Linked DNA regions of Homo sapiens: region 2 is linked to region 1. The links are chromatin loops, found by intact Hi-C in ENCODE. Cell type or tissue: HCT116. All regions are shown on one strand. Each heading gives the region's core, and the rest is flanking DNA. Links, peaks and the distances in the headings are about the cores only.

What was found. Peaks named below come from ENCODE experiments on the same cell type or tissue, not always from the same donor. Only the 100,000 strongest peaks of a DNase experiment are listed, where the experiment ranks them.
Region 2: it touches region 1 in a loop (5-fold over the local background); 4 of 110 quality-filtered maps call a loop at or near these places.

What each region holds. Positions count from the first base shown.
Region 1 is chr2:223,671,084-223,679,267 of GRCh38, reverse strand. No RefSeq gene overlaps it. Among named protein-coding and RNA genes, the nearest start is that of SCG2, 73 kb to the right of the region's middle. In HCT116, for the core only: a CTCF peak has its summit at 4,084 (motif pointing left); a DNase peak (open chromatin) is centred at 4,087; H3K27ac peaks cover 2,696 bases.
Region 2 is chr2:223,247,511-223,255,694 of GRCh38, reverse strand. It overlaps the pseudogene RN7SL807P. Among named protein-coding and RNA genes, the nearest start is that of KCNE4, 200 kb to the right of the region's middle. In HCT116, for the core only: no CTCF peak of the experiment used is centred there; no DNase peak of the experiment used is centred there.

The DNA of each region.
Region 1 (8,184 bases), core at 2,080-7,079:
AATTTTTGTATTTTTAGTAGGGATGAGGTTTTACCATGTAGGCTAGGATGGTCTCGAACTCCTTACCTCAGGTGATCCACCCACTTCGGCCTCTCAAAGTGTTGGGATTACAGGCATGAACCACCACGCCTGGCCTCATTTAATCTTAACACACAAAAAAACCCTATGACTAGTTGCTATCATGGAAAGACATAGTATATAAGCCTAGTGGCCATTAGAAAACTTTTGGGTTTCTGACCAATCTTTACACTTTAAAACTTATTGAAAAACCAAAGAGTTTTTTCTTTATGATTTATATCTATCGCTACCATATTGCAAATGAAAATTAAGAACACTTTATTTGTTGTTTCCTTTAGAAGAACAATAATGAACCCATTATTTGTCAACATAAAAACATTTTTAAAGTGAAAAATAGCTGTATTTTCCCAAAGAGTAGTTTTTTTTTTTTCAGTTAGCAGTGTCTCTTTAATAATTGGCTTAACAGATGACTGCAGGATTCTCATGTTTTCTTCTACATTTGTGGCAATCTCTTACATCATATAACCTCTGGAAAACTCCAAATATAGTGCTCGTGAGAGAGACAGTAAGAAAGGCAAATAGTCCTTTAGTATTGTTATTAAAATAGTTTGACCTTCCAGAATCTCTAAAAGGTTCTTGGGTTTCTCTAAAGAACTGTGAAGTATAGTACAGTGGAGAAGAGGACTGAGGCTGACACTGGAGCAGGATGCTTTGGTTTGCTTTTTTGTTTGTTTGTTTGTTTTTTGAGACAGAGTCTTGCTCTGTTGCCCAGGCTGGAGTATAGTGGCACAATCTTGGCTCACTGCAACCTCCACACCTCCCGAATTCAAGTGATTTTCCTGCCTCAGCCTCCCAAGTACCTGGGATTACAGGCACCTGCCACCACGCCTGGCTAATTTTTTTTTTGTTGTTGTACTTTTAGTAGAGACGGGGTTTCACCGTGTTGGCCAGGATGGTCTCGAACTTGTGACCTCAGGTGATCCGCCCGCCTCGGCTTCCCAAAGTGCTGGGATTACAGGCCTGAGCACCACGCCCTGCCAAAATGCTTAGGTTTGAATTCCATCTTTACCATTTGCTTGCTGTGTGATCTTGGGCAAGTTATTTTGTACTTTTTACCATACATTCCTTTATCTGTAAAGTGGGGGTTATAGTAGTGAGGATTAAATCAGTTAAAATATCCAAAACATATCAAACAGGGCCTGGAAAGGTATAAACATTTTTATCTGCAATAACCATTATTATTATTATTATTAATGAACCTCTTCCTACATTGAGGAATTGAGGTTTAGTGAATGAATTCCTAGGCTGAGATTTGGGTCCTATTTCTGTCAGTTTTTAACTATAAAATATTGGATAAATTTCTTAACCTTGGCAGCCTTAGCATCCTCATTTGGGACACAAGAAGAAGAAAAGTAGCTACCAGAAGAGTTGTAATAATTGTTAAATGAGACAAGTCACATGAAATACTTAGCACAGTGACTGCCATTTAATGGAAACTCACAATGTGTGTGTGGTTACTAAGGACGTAATTATTACTACTATTAAAGATGTCATTTATAAATGTGTATCTATGCGCTTGTCCACATACACTCAATGTTATGGACTGAAGGTTTGTGTTCCCCAAAATTCATAGTTGACATGTAATCCCCGATGTGATGGTATGTGGAGGTGAGGCCTTTGGGAGGTAACTAGGTCATCAGTATAGAGCCCTTGTGAATGGGATTAGTGCCCTTATAAAAAGGACCCTAGAGAGATCTCTCCCTTTCTTTCTGCCACATGAAGATGCAACAAGAAGTTGGCCATCTGCAAACTGGAAGAGGGTCGTCAGCAGAACCCACCATGCTGGCCCCCAATCTAGGATTTCCAGCCTCCAAAACTGTGAGAAATACATTGTTGATAAGCCACTCAGTACTTTGTTAGGGCAGCCCAAACTGACAAAGACACTCAGAATATCAGGTACCGGCCTACTGGGGACAAGCAGATAAACCATGGCATGATCAAGCCAGTCAGGATGGTCCGTTTAATTAGATATGTGGCCTACCAGGTTGTCAGTAGCTGGGATGCTGTGAAGTCAATAGAGAACCTTTCCTTTTATTAATATTCAGAGGAACCTATGGATACTTACCAAAGATCAATCTCCTGGCCGGGCACGGTGGCTCACGCCTGTAATCCCAGCACTTTGGGAGGCCGAGGTGGGTGGATCACCTGAGGTCAGGAGTTTGAGACTAGCTTGGCCAACATGGTAAAACCCCATCTCTACTAATAATACAAAAAGATTAGCTGGGCGTGGTGGCGCAAGTCTTTAATCCCAGCTACTCAGGAGGCTGAGGCAGGAGAATCGCTGGAACCTGGGGGGCGGAGGTTGCTGTGAGCCGAGATGACGCCATTGCATTCCAGCCTGGACAACAAGAGCAAAACTGCATCTCAAAAAAAAAAACAAAAAACAAAAAACAATCAATCTCTTAACCATGACAGTTGTTTAAATCCCGGTAGATCTCCATAGAAAGCTTTTCTTCTTCCACTTCTTATTAGGAAGCTCTGAACTATTGACTACTGACAATTAAATCTGGAACATCCAACTCTAACATGGCTGAATGGTTGATTGGTCTTTTGAAGTGATAATTTTTGGATTAATTAGAAATTAAAGCAGCCCATCATTTCATTAAAGCTAAACTTCCTCCTCTGCTAATTAAGATGTGCTGTGTAATAATCTCAGTTGATTGAGTTTGATTTGTTTGTTTTGTCATAGAGTTACCTCAGGAAAGTTTTCTCTCATGCAAGCTTTTATTTATTTATGTATTTATTGAGATAGGCTCTCCTTTGTCACACAAGCTGGAATGTAGTGGCGCCATCACCACTCATGCAGCCTTGACCTCCTGGGTGCAGGTGATCCTCCCACCTTAGCCTCTGAGTAGTGGGTACTATAGGTGTGCACCACCATGTCTGGCTATTTTTGTATTTTTTGTAGAGACAGTTTTGCTATGTTGCCCAGACTGATCTCAAACTCCTAAGCTCAAATGATCCTAAGCTCAAATGATTGAAATGTTCATCTTATCTAAAAAATACCTTCGCAGCAACATCTAGACTAGTATTTGACCAAATATCTGGGTACCATAGTCTAGCCAAATTGGCACGTAACTTTAACCATCACAATGGTGAATTTCACAAGAAAAAAAAAAGAAAATGTACATGCACCTCAGCCTCTCAAAGTGCTAAGATTACAAGCAAGAACCACTGTGCCTGGCCTAGTGTTAATTATTATTTATACATTTTAACCTTTATGTAATAGCTTTTTAACAAGGAAATAAACCATAATACCTTTGTTTTATGGATAAAACACAATCTTTTTAAAAATATTAAGAAGTGTATGGGTGGTTCCTTGATTTAAGAAAAACATCAGGTTAATAGAGAAACCCTTCTGTAAAAATCTAAAGTTTTTGGACAAAATAAAAATAAGTAACTTAAAAAAAAACCCACATGACTGTATTAGGATTGTCCAGAGACACGAACCAATAAGGTATAGTGTGTGTATGTGTCTGTGTGTGTGTGTATAAAAATACATACCTCTATGTGTGTGTGTGTGTATGTATGTATATGTGTGTGTAATACACACATATACACACACACATGAATGCTTTTTTTGAAAAAGATATTGGCTCAGGAGATTGTGGAAGCTGGCAAGTCCAAAATTGTCAAGGTGTGCTGGCAGTCTGATGACCCACGGAAGAGCTGATGTTAGTTTACAAGCAGAATTCTCTCTGCCATAGGGATGGTGCACTTTTTCTATTAAGGTCTTCAGCTGATTGATGAGGCCCACTCACATATAGAGGTTAATCTGCTTTACTCAACTGATTGAAATGTTCATCTTATCTAAAAAATACCTTCGCAGCAACATCTAGACTAGTATTTGACCAAATATCTGGATACCATAGTCTAGCCAAATTGGCACGTAACTTTAACCATCACAATGGCTAATTTCACAAGAAAAAAAAAAAAAAAGAAAATGTACATGCGCTAGAATTGTAGAAAATGCTGATAACCACATCCCAGGAGCCACCTACTGGACATTACTGGACCTGGTTATGGCACAGGCTGTGCAGTGACAAAGAAATAATATCGTTACTGGATATGGATTAAGTGTTGAAACTGGGGCTCCTGCAGAAAGCAATTTTAGGGGAAGAGAAATTTGAAAAAGAAAAGCCATCTATTGACTCAGGAGGGCAACAAGGAAGTTATTCTCAACCCCAGGTCAGGGTGGAAAAAAATAAGTCTCCCTCAAGAAATAAAAGCCATGAAGTCATAAGTTTGAAGTCTGAATTTTAGCTGTCCTTGTGTTGAGGAAATCCCAGGACAAAAATTAACATAAAAATTAGACACATAGCAGAAATTCTACTGAAGCAAGTGGTAAAAAGAAAATTAAAACCTCTCCAGAGATACATTTCAATAACCGTGACACTACAGAGAAAGACTTCTGTCACCTAAAATGAGATGACAATAAAATATTAGAAACGATGCAAAAACAGTTTATTTATTTTTTAAACAGGAAACAAAAATGGAAAAATTCTCCCTTCCAGGAACCGGAAAGACTACGAAATGAGAGGGGCCATAAGTATATATAAAATGCGGTAGAGAAAAAAAATTATAAAATATATGTGGAAATATAAAGCAATATACTATAAAAATAGGTTAGAAATACAAAGACAAATTATGAAGGAAAAAGTACAGATGTTAAAAAACTCAATGGGCAGATTAAAAGGCAGAACAGGCATGGCTAAAGGGAATGTTAATGAATTGGAATCAGAACCGAAAAAATTACCAATAAAAAATAATAATCATGGCCAGGCATGGAGGCTCACATCTGTAATCCCAGCACTTTGAGAGGCCAAGGCCGGAGAATTGGTTGAGCCCAGGAGTTCAAGACCAGCCTGGGCAACATAGGGAGATGCAATTTCAACAACAACAACAAAAAAAACAAAAAATTAGCCAGTTGTGGTGGTGCATGCCTGTGGTCCCAGCTACTCTGGGGGCCAAGACAGGAGGATCACTTGAGCCCAGGAGACAGAGGCTGCAGTGAGCTGAGATCACACCCTTGCACTCCAGCCTGGGTGACAGAGAGAGACCCCGTCTCAAAAAAAAAAAAAAAAAAAGAAAAAGAAAAATAATAATCGTATTCATATCAATTGCCTGTATACTTTGTACCAGTCATTATAACTATTTGTATTTGTGAACCTATTTAATCCTCACAAAAACTATGAGGATAGTAGATACAATAGTTCTAGGTTTTTTTTTTTTTTTTTTTTTTTTTTTTTTTTTTTTTTTTGACAGAGTTTCACTCTTGTCGCCCAGGCTGGAGTGCAGTGGCATGATCTCGGCTCATTGCAGCCTCTGCCTCCCGGGTTCCAGCAATTCTTCTGTCTCAGCCTCCCTAGTAGCTAGGACTACAGGCGCCCACCACCACGCCCAGCTAATTTTTTGTATTTTTAGTAGAGACAGGGTTTCACCATGTTGGCGAGGCTGATCTCGAATTCCTGACCTCAGGTGATCTGCCCACCTCGGCCTGCTAAAGTGCTGGGATTACAGGCATGAGTCACTGTGCCCAGCCAATAGTTCTAGTTTAATCTAGGAACATACCAGTATAAATTTGGGATGGATTATGATCCTAAAGGTACAATTAAAGACAACAAGTAATAACAATTGCGTCTCAGGAAGCCTCTATATTTAAATAACCTGATCCATGAGCCTGATATTAAAGCCACTTAATCTTTAATATCAAAAGAGAAAAGAAGGAATAAAAAAGAAATTCTGAATAGTTTAAGGATAAGATTAAAAGTTAGAACTCTGAAGTCAAATGACCTATATTCCAATTTAGGTTCTATTCCTTTTATTCCCTTTATAATCTTAGGTGGTTTATATAATCGGTTTTTCCCCTGAATTCTCATCTATGAAATGGGGATATTAACAGGAACCTATATGTTTAGCTTCTAGGACAGTTCAGTTAGGGTATGTTGTTCCTTGGTCAATTTTTAAAAACGAGCTTTTTATTTTGGAAAAATTTAGACTTACCAAAAAGTTGCAAAAATAATACAGGAATTTCCTATGTATTATTCACCCGGTTTCTTCTGATAGTAACATCTCATATAACCATGTGATATGGTTTGAATATTTGTCCCCTCCAAATCTCATGTTGAAATGTGATCACCATTGCTGGAGGTGGGGCCTGGTGGGAGGTGTTTGGGTCATGGAGGCAGATCCCTCATGGATGGCTTGGTGCCCTCCCCATGGTAATGAGTTCATGAGAGAACTGGTTATTTAAAAAGAGCCTGGTCAGCCAGGCATGGTGGCTTATACCTGTAATTCGGGCATCTTAGGAGGCTGAGGCAGGAGGCTCGCTTGAGCCCAGGAGTTTGAGACCAGCCTGGGCAACATAGGGAGACCCCATATCTACAAAAAACACATACAAAATTAGCTGGGCATGGTGGCATGCACCTGTAGTCCCAGCTTCTTGGAAGGCTGAGGCAGGGGGATTGATTGAGCCTGGGAGGTTGACTTCAGTGAGCCATGATTGTGCCACCCAGCCTGAGTGACACAGTGAGACCCTGTCTCAAAACAAACAAATAAACAAACAAAAACAAACAAGCTAGCTTCTCTCTTGCCATATGATACACTTGCCCCCTCTCTTGCCATGTGATATCCCCATTTCCCCTTCACTTTCCACTATGATTGTAAGCTCCTGAGGCCCTCACCAGAAGCAGATGCTGGCATCATGCTTCCTGTAACAGCTCGTGGAACCATGAGCCAAGATAAACTTCTTTTCTTTATAAATTACCCACTCTCAGGTATTCCTTTATAGCAATGCAAATGGACTAACACATAATAGTACATTGTCAAAATGGAGAAGTTAAAATTGGTACAACAGTATTCACTAAATTCTTGACTTTATTTGAATTTCGCAGTTTTTTCACTAACACCCTTTTTCTGTTTCAGAAACCAATCCAGGTTACCATATTACATTTGGTCATCGTGTCTTCTTAATCCCCTTCAATCTGTGACAGTTTTTCAATCTCTCCTTGCTTTTAATGACCTCAACAGTTTTGAGGAGTACTGGTCATATAGTTTGTAGAACGTCTATCAATTTGGATTTGTCTGCTGTTTTTCTCATGATCAACTTGGGGTTATAGGTTTCGGGGAAGGGTATCACAGAAATGAATTATCATCACATTAGATCAGAATATTCTTTCGAAGAGAATCACTAAGTCCAGACCATACTCACGGGAGAGAAATTAAGAGAGGGGAGAGTATGCTCATATATATTTGGAATTCTTCTGTAAGGAGGGTGTATTAGTCCATTTTCATGCTGCTGATAAAGACATAAACAAGACTGGGAAGAAAAAGAGGTTTAATTGGACTTACAGTTCCACATGGCTGGGGAGGCCCCAGAATCATGGTGGGAGGTGGAAGGCAATTCTTACATGGTGGCAGCAAGAGAAAATGAGAAAGAAGCAAAAGCAGAAACCCCTGATAAAACCATCAGATTTCATGAGACTTATCCACTATCATGGGAATAGCACGGGAAAGACTGGTCCCCATGATTCAATTACCTCCCCCTGGGTCCCTCCCACAACATGTGAAGATTCTGGGAGATACAATACAAGTTGAGATTTGGGTGGGGACACAGGCAAACTATATCAGACGGTTTATTTTTTGTCCACTTATTAATTATTCAATAATTTATTTATATCATTATGGACTATGCCTAGTTAATTTTATGGCAATTTTCAAATATAGAGTAACACTCTGGATCTTAAGATCTGGGTTTCTGGTCTTGCTTATTTGAGAATTATCTCATGATATTGACCAAAATTTCTTGAACTTTAGTGGCTCCAAATAACATTCTACCTCTTTAATACATTCTACCTCTTAATATGGATTTGGGAAGCTCCAAACAGTATGGTTTAAGAGGAAACTAACATTTAAGACATTATATGCATCTGAATTTCCTGAACTTTGCTGTCTTGACATTTGAAGAGTTGACTTTTGAAATGAATTTAAAAAATTTCCCCATATGTATGCATATATTTTAAGACATATCTATTGACTATAGATTCAAATACCCCATTATCTGCCTTATTTCAAATTGAACAGCATCTGGACAGAAGAGGTGAATGT
Region 2 (8,184 bases), core at 1,075-6,074, 420 kb after region 1:
AAGAAAAATAAATAAATTGGACTTCAAAATTTTAAAATTTTGTGCATCAAAGAACACTATCAAAATAATGAAAAGGCAATCCACAAAATGGGATAAAATATTTGCAAAGCATACATCTGAAAAGAGATTAATATACAGATTATATAAAGAGTTTCTATGAAAGAACAACAATAACAAAACAAGTCATATTAAAAAGTGGGCAAAAAATCTGAATAGACATTTCTCCAAAGAGGAGATACAAATGGCCAATAAGCACCATGAAAAGATACTCAATGTCTTTTATCATTAGGGAAACTCAAATCAAAACCACAATGAGACACCACTTTGCAACCACTAGAATGGCAGTTTAAAAACAAAAAAAAAAAAAAAAGAAAGAGAGACAAAAATAAAAGTGTCTGTGAGGATGGGAAAATATTAAACCCTGTACATTGCTGGTGGAGATGTAAAATGGTTCAGCAGCTGTGGAAAACATCATAGCAGCTCCTCAAAAAATTGGACATAAAATTACCTCAAAAGTATTGAAAGCAAGAACTTGAACATATATTTGTACATCAGGGTTCATATCAGCATTATTTATAATAGCCAAAAGGTAGAAACAACCCAAATATCTATCAATGGATGAATAAATAAAATATCATACATACCTACAATGGAATGTTAATCAGCCTAAAAAAAGAAGTGAAATTTTTATATATGCTACAGCATAGATGAACCTTGAGGACATTATGCTAAGAAAAATAAGCCAGACAAAAGACAAACATTGTATGATTCTGTTTATATGAGGCACCAAGAATAGTCAAATTTATAGAGGCAGAAAGTAGAATAACAGTTATCAGGGACTGTGGGAGGGAGAATGGAGAGTTACTGTTTAATTGGCACAGAGTTTCAGTTTGAGATGATAAAAAATTTCTGGAGATGGATAGTGGTGATAGTTACACAACAACTGAACTGTGTACTTAAAAATGGTTAGAATGGTGACTTTTATGTTATGTATATTTTACCAAACTAAAAAAGGATTAAAAAGTAAATTTTCAGATAAACGGAAACAGAAAGGATTTTCCATCAGCAGAGTTGCACTAAATGATAGATTAAACAGAGTTTTTTTAAGAAGGAAGAAATGGACCCCAGACCAAAACACAGAACTACAAGGACCGAAGAGCAATGGGGAAAAAAATGGAAAAAGATATGCTATACAGACCAAACTTCTAACCAAAGAAGAAAAGTAATTTCAAATTACAGTTATATGTAACAAATTAACTTCCTTAACCTGATAAGAATTATTTACAAATCAGCTACTCTAAGCATCATACTTAATGCTAAATATTGAGAGATTTTTTCTTTGAATTCAGAAATAAGGCAAATATAGTAAACAGTAATATGTTGTGTACTTAAAAATTGCTAAGAGAGAAGATCTTAAATGTTCACACCACAAAAGAAAAATGATAACAAGTTAAGGCAATGTATATATTAATCTTTATTGTTTTAATCGCTTCACAGCATATACATATGTCAATACATATAAATTTTATTTGTTAATTACAACTCAGTAAAACTGGAAAAAAGTAATGAAAATATTTTAAAATAAAAGATATTTAGTATTGTCACATATTTAGTATTATATATAGGATAATGTAAAAGTAAGAAATAAGATTATCACTATTAACAGAATATCTGGTTGTGATTATAAAAACATCCAAAAGGATCTACCACAAACTAGTATGCTAAATGTCATAAGGCATTTAGCAATATCATCAGACATGGGGTCAATACACAAGAACAACTACATTTCTGTATCTTAGAAAGAAACGAAAACCTAAAGTCAAGTATTATTCAGAATAGCATCACACACCACTGTGTTGATAAGGATGTAGAACAACTCAAATTTTCGTAAAATGCTGGTGTAAACTTCAATTAATAACCATGTTAGAAAACTTTGGTAATATCCATTCAATTAATGGATATTACTGTTTGATAATATCCATTCAATTAATGGATATTACTGTTTGATAATATCCATTCAATTAATAGCCATGTTAGAAAACTGTTTGGTATTATCTGCCAACCATGAACATGCACAGTTCTACTACTAGGTACATATCCAACAGAAATACATATACATGTTCACACAAAAAGACACAAACAATAATATTCTTAGCAACACTATTCACAATGGCCCCACACTGCTAAAAGTCTACGTGTTCAAACAATATATAATTGACTTCTTAAATGGTGGTATAATTATTCAATGAAATACTAAACAGAAATGAAAGAAAAACAAACTACAACTGTACACATTAACATGGATAACTCTACCAGCTATAATTTTGAGTGAAAGAAGTCAAACGCAGAAGTGGACACATTCTATGATCTCACTTATATAAAGACGAATTATTCTATAGTCTTAGAAGTCAGAAAAATGGTTATCTTTAACATTGAAGAACTGATTGGAAGGGACACGAATAAGGAATACAGGAGTATTGGAAATATTTTACTTAATTGATATGGGTGCTGGTTGGCTGAATAGATTTATTTAGTAAAAGTTCAAAGAGCTATAATATATACTTATTTGTGCACTTTGCTATATATTACAACTCAATTCAAATTTTGACTCTAAAAAGTAGAGAGCTAGATGCCAAGGGCTAGGTACACTGTGATTCTCTTTCTTCAAAGTCCACAAACAAACAAAATGAATCTATAGTGAAAGAAGTCAGAATGGTGTTGATTTTATGGGGATCATTAACTGGAAGATGGAAGAAAGGGGCTTCGGGTGCTGGAAATAATTTAAGTTGACCTTGGTAGTTACATGAGTGTATACATTTGTAAAAAGTCATTGCATTGTAAAGTCAAGATTGTGCACTTTACTGTTTCAACTTGCAATTCAATACAAGAAGTTGAGTTACGGTGGGGAATAAACCTAGCCAATCCATGTATCTTACTAAAGGCATGGCTTCCTGCCTGGCACATTCCTCAGGCTCAAGAGATAAGCTTCTGGTTTCTTTTTTCTTTTTCTTTCTTTCTTTCTTTCTTTCTTTCTTTCTTTCTTTCTTTCTTTCTTTCTTTCTTTCTTTCTTTCTTTCTTTCTTTCTTTTTCACTGACTAGGACTCAAAGATGACGAGGGAAAAAGAGAAATTGGTTCTTTTTACAGGTAAAAAGTCAGAGAAATTTTGTTAACTACCAGTCAATAAATACAGTGACTAAATAAACATGGAAACTATACTAAAATTTATAGAGTAATACTAAAATGATAAAAAGCCCTCAATGAGTTTACAATCTAGTTGGAGAAACACAACACACTGAAATATATAAAACATTTACAAAACAACGTAAGAGTAACTAACTGAATACAGTGCCATGAAACTAGCTTTCTCTGAGGTTCACCCAACTCTAACTGGGATGTTCAGTCATAGGAGAGCTTACATGTCCCATACTTCTCCCAATTTCATTTCTACTAGTAATTTTACCTTTTCTGAGAAACAGAAAGGTACCTGTAATCAACATGTTAAAATCCCAGTGCATTTTTATTTTTAAGAATGATTTCTCAATCACATGATTGAAAATGCCTTCTCTTTCAGAGTAAAAAAAAAAAATCTATAAAGACTGAGTTATAACTATCATTAAACCCTTAAAGCAAAGCTAAATCATTAAGCTAGGAAGAAGCTGGGTTTTATTGCCCATAAAAAGCTAAGGAAAGGAGAGAAGGAGCCAAGTAACCGAGTCACTTCTCTTAAAATGAACGAGCATTTAGGAGAAGTGGAAACGTGGGATAATAAGAGTGAGACAGGACCAAGAGTGTTGCGTGGATAAAGCTCCTTATGCGTAGTGCACCCACATACCCTGGCTGCGCGCCACAGCCCTGGTTACCTCCTGAATTCCCAAAGTCTTCTCACTTTAAGCATTTGTCCCTGATGTTTTTGGCTGTATTGCAATAAGCTAAATGAGTTTGGTAGAACTCCACTTTGAACTTGCAACTTCCAGCTGGGTGCGGTGGCTCACCCTGGCATCCTAGCACTTTGAGAGACTGAGGCGGGCTGATCGCTTGAGGTCAGGAGTTTGAGACCAGCCTGGCCAACATGGTGAAACCCCTTAACTAAAAATACAAAAATTAGCCGGGCATGGTGGCACACGCCTGTAATTCCAACTACTCGAGGGGCTGAGGTGGGAGAATCGCTTGAACCCAGGAGGCGGAGGTTGCAGTGAGCCAAGATTGCGCCATTGCACTCCAGCCTGGGTGACAGAGCGAGACTCTTTCTCAAAAAAAAAAAAAAAAAAGAAAGAAAGAAAGAAAAAGAACTTGTAACTTCTACCAGGGTCTTGTCTAGCAGCATACATGAGAGATGTGTGCAGTAAAAAAAGATGCTCACTTGAACACGTGGTGAAACCTAAAAGACAACCAAAGATAAACCCATCTGTCCTTTCCCTACCCCACCCAGAAACTAACACTTCTCACTCAGTGGTGATCGCTGGTGCAATAAGGCTGGCTCAGACAATATAAACTGGAGAAGGGTGGTGGTGGGAGAAGTATTGCATGTTGCTGTCTCTGCCAGCTATTGGGTGAGCCAGCCTGTGGAATGCTGGTAACTCCTAGGCTGTCAGTTGGTGGGATCAGGGGACAACATGGGAAATTATAGCTTAACTGAACACCAAAGTGTGGGAAATAGAGGCTGAGCAGTCCTGCCATAGAATGTCTAGAATAGTCTGATTGCTCTTCTAGGGTAGTTTGCATTATGGTATAATCTAACAACGATTTTATTGTTTGGTTTTCTTTTTTATTTGATATTGAATCCTTTAAACAGTAATGAGCTCAAAAAGGTGCATATTTAATGAATCAACCTGAATCACCATTTCTTAAGAAAGTTCATGATGAACATTTAACTTGCTCAAAATGTTTTTCAATACTGAACATCCTCTTTTGGATCTATAGGAATAACATGGACCTCATAACAACTACGAGACTCAAATCTCTAAAAATATGTCAACATCTACTTTCAGAGTTTGTATTTATTTAAGAAGAACCTGCCTTAAAATGATGACTTAATACATGCATTTGAAAAAGCTGGAATATATTTCTGTGAAGCATGCCTTTTCATTCAAATCAAATGATAGCACCTTTTAAGTTAATTTCATGAATTGATTTTCAATACCAGGTTTTCTTTGCATGTAAAAAATAGTGAATTTATAGATGCTAATGTGTTGGCTCCATTAACAGAACTTTGCAACAGCAAAATGAAGCCTGTTGTATATCACTTCTAATGGAAAATCGATAAAGTTAATTCCAATAATATTAAATTATTTTCATCAAAGTTGTGGAATCAAAGAGAAAGTGTTAGAAACTGATTCAGTCAGTCAAAGACAAAACATCCAGTGCTATTGTCAATGTTACTGAAAATTTGGTTTAAAAATTCAACTTTGGAAACAAAGTTTTGTGTGTGATTTACTTTTTTACAGTGATAATATGAATATGATTTTGATGGAGCATAATGCCATGGTAAAAATGATATTCCAATTAAATGATGAAATCTTTGGAGCAGAAATGTATTTGTAATTAATTGCATTATGCAAACAAATCTTAACTGTATTCAAATGATCTACAGTATTCTACTAATAGGAATAGGAGTTACAGTTGTCAAAATATACAGATATTTTCCTATATATACAAAAAAGCAATTGGCCAAATATTTTATGGATATAATATGCTGAATTTTCTAATACTTACTTTTTAAATCAATAATAATTTGGATTTTTAAAATGTTTGAACCCTGGAAGGATTTCTATATAAGTCAACCTAAGTATCTTACAATGATATTGAGCATTTTCTAATAAGTATCTACATTTTGGCTACATTTTGTTCAAAATTAGTCATGAACCTTTAATCAAACTATTCAATGAGTGGTACAAGGAAAAATGTCAGCTTGCAGAGCTTTTAGAGAGAATCGCGATTTATTAAAACCAAGCTTATAAACAGGTAGTCATTGGGATTTATCCCAATAAAATTTGAAACCAAATAAATTAAACAAGAACTCAAAGAGTGTTCAAAATGAAATATTGAAGAAGATTAAATAACTATGCTCTGGAATATCTCAAGCAGTAGGCAGAATCATGTGATGGAGATACTTTTAACTTAACAGATTTATTTCCTGAACCACACAATTGAATGAAATTCAGAAGGCCTCTGTCCTATGACATCTAATTTTGACAAAATTTGTTTTAAAATCACAACTAGAGAAATTATTTAATGAGTTTTGTCTTGTAAAAATATTTGCTGAAGAAAGGTCACCTGTCTAGAATCAAAATGAGCATACATATGAAAATGTTTGGGTAGAAATATTTACACATTTTATTATGAAATATTACAATTCAGGATAACCTTCATTTAGCAGAATTTGCTCTGTACTCACCAGGTACTTCAGCAACTGTGGATGAAGTACTTTTTTCAATTGAAAATTGAGTCAGTTAAAGGTATCAGTATATAGCATTTATTAAAAGAGTCAACTGAATGTATTAACTAATCACAATTATTATCTATAAGATGAAACTTGAAAGTTTCAATTTTTATCAATAGAAACAAACTATATTGAAAAAATATATTCTTTAGAAAATACAAGTGATAGAATAAATAGGAATAGCTAAAGGTATCAATTTATAAGTAGACAAAGCTAAAAGCTGATTTAAGTACATTAATATGTATCAGGAAAAATTATTCTGCTTATGCTATTTTTAATGTTCAGCTAATTAGTGCGTAGAGTGAAAAAATTGTTTTTTCAATCTACACAGAGATCTGTTATCTTACTTTCCAAAAGAATTTTTATGTTGGAAAATAATTTTCAAATAGACCATGTTATTCATTGGGCAATATAATAAAAATAATTGCGTTCATAAATGTCAAAAATTATATAATTACAGCTGAGTGTGGTGGTGCACACCTGTGGTCCCAGTTTCTTGGGAAGCTGAGGCAGGAGGATCTCCTGAGTCCAAGAGATCTGGGCTGTAGTACAGTATGCCAATCAGGTGTTTGCCCTAAGTTTGGCATTAATATGGTGTCCTCCCAGGAGCGGACCAAATTGCCCAAGAAGGGATGAATCAGCCAAGGTCGGAAATGGAGCAGGTCAAAACTCCTGTGTTGATCAGTAGTGGGATCACTCCTGTGATTAGCCACTAAACTCTAGCCTGGGCAATATAGCAAGACCCCCATGTCTTATAAAAAATAGTAATAATAATTTCAATTATTTTTAGCACACTCTTTCCTTCTCAAAAGTGTCCCAATTTGAACTACAAATTATGTGGTCACTCCAGTCATGACCAAAAATAATAAAAGGAAAAGCAAATTGGTTGTGGGTGAAAGGTAAATAAAGTGACATTTTGAGAGCATCTGCATTAAGTATTGTATTTTTGCTGTAATTTTGTGACCGAAGAAATTGAAGCTAAATCGCTAATTGGTTTACCCCAAGAATATCTAACCACCAGGGGAGATGATAATGTAAGCCTATCTTATTCCTAAGCTTTCTCTATACCCTTATTTTCCCCTTACAGACTATGTACATAGAATTTTTTATTCATTCACGACCCACCTTTATTCTGAGCTGCTATAGAGAATCCCTAACCATCATTAATGAATAAATTCCTGTTACACATCACTGCATAGAGTTTCCTACGTGAGAAGCATTTTAACAGTAAATCAGTATCTTTAGTTAAGAGCTTCTGGTTTTTGATTGGGGGCTCATATTTAGAACACTCTTATATATAAGAGACCAACAGATTAAAATATAATTTTTATACAGAAATGAAGACCATTACTTGCCACAAAGCTACAATGCACCTAATTTGATTGAATTATAAAAGCTAGCATTCTAAGCAAGATTTAGGAGTTTGAAGGGACAAAAGGAGGTAGCTGACCAGAGAATCCATAAGAACAATAAGGACTAACATACATCAAACGTTACTCTATGCTCTACTCACCACAAACATTATTTCATTTTGCCCTCACCACAATATAGAGAGATAGGAACCATTATTAATCCCATTTCACTGAAGATGAAAAAACTGAGGCCTAAATAGTTGAGTAGCCAGGAGATAACACTACTGTAATAGGAGAGCTTAGATTCCAATTCTTGTAGCCCTTCTGAAGAACTCAGATCTTAATTACTACTAAAATGCAACAAAACAGATGGGTCACAGCAGATCTGGCT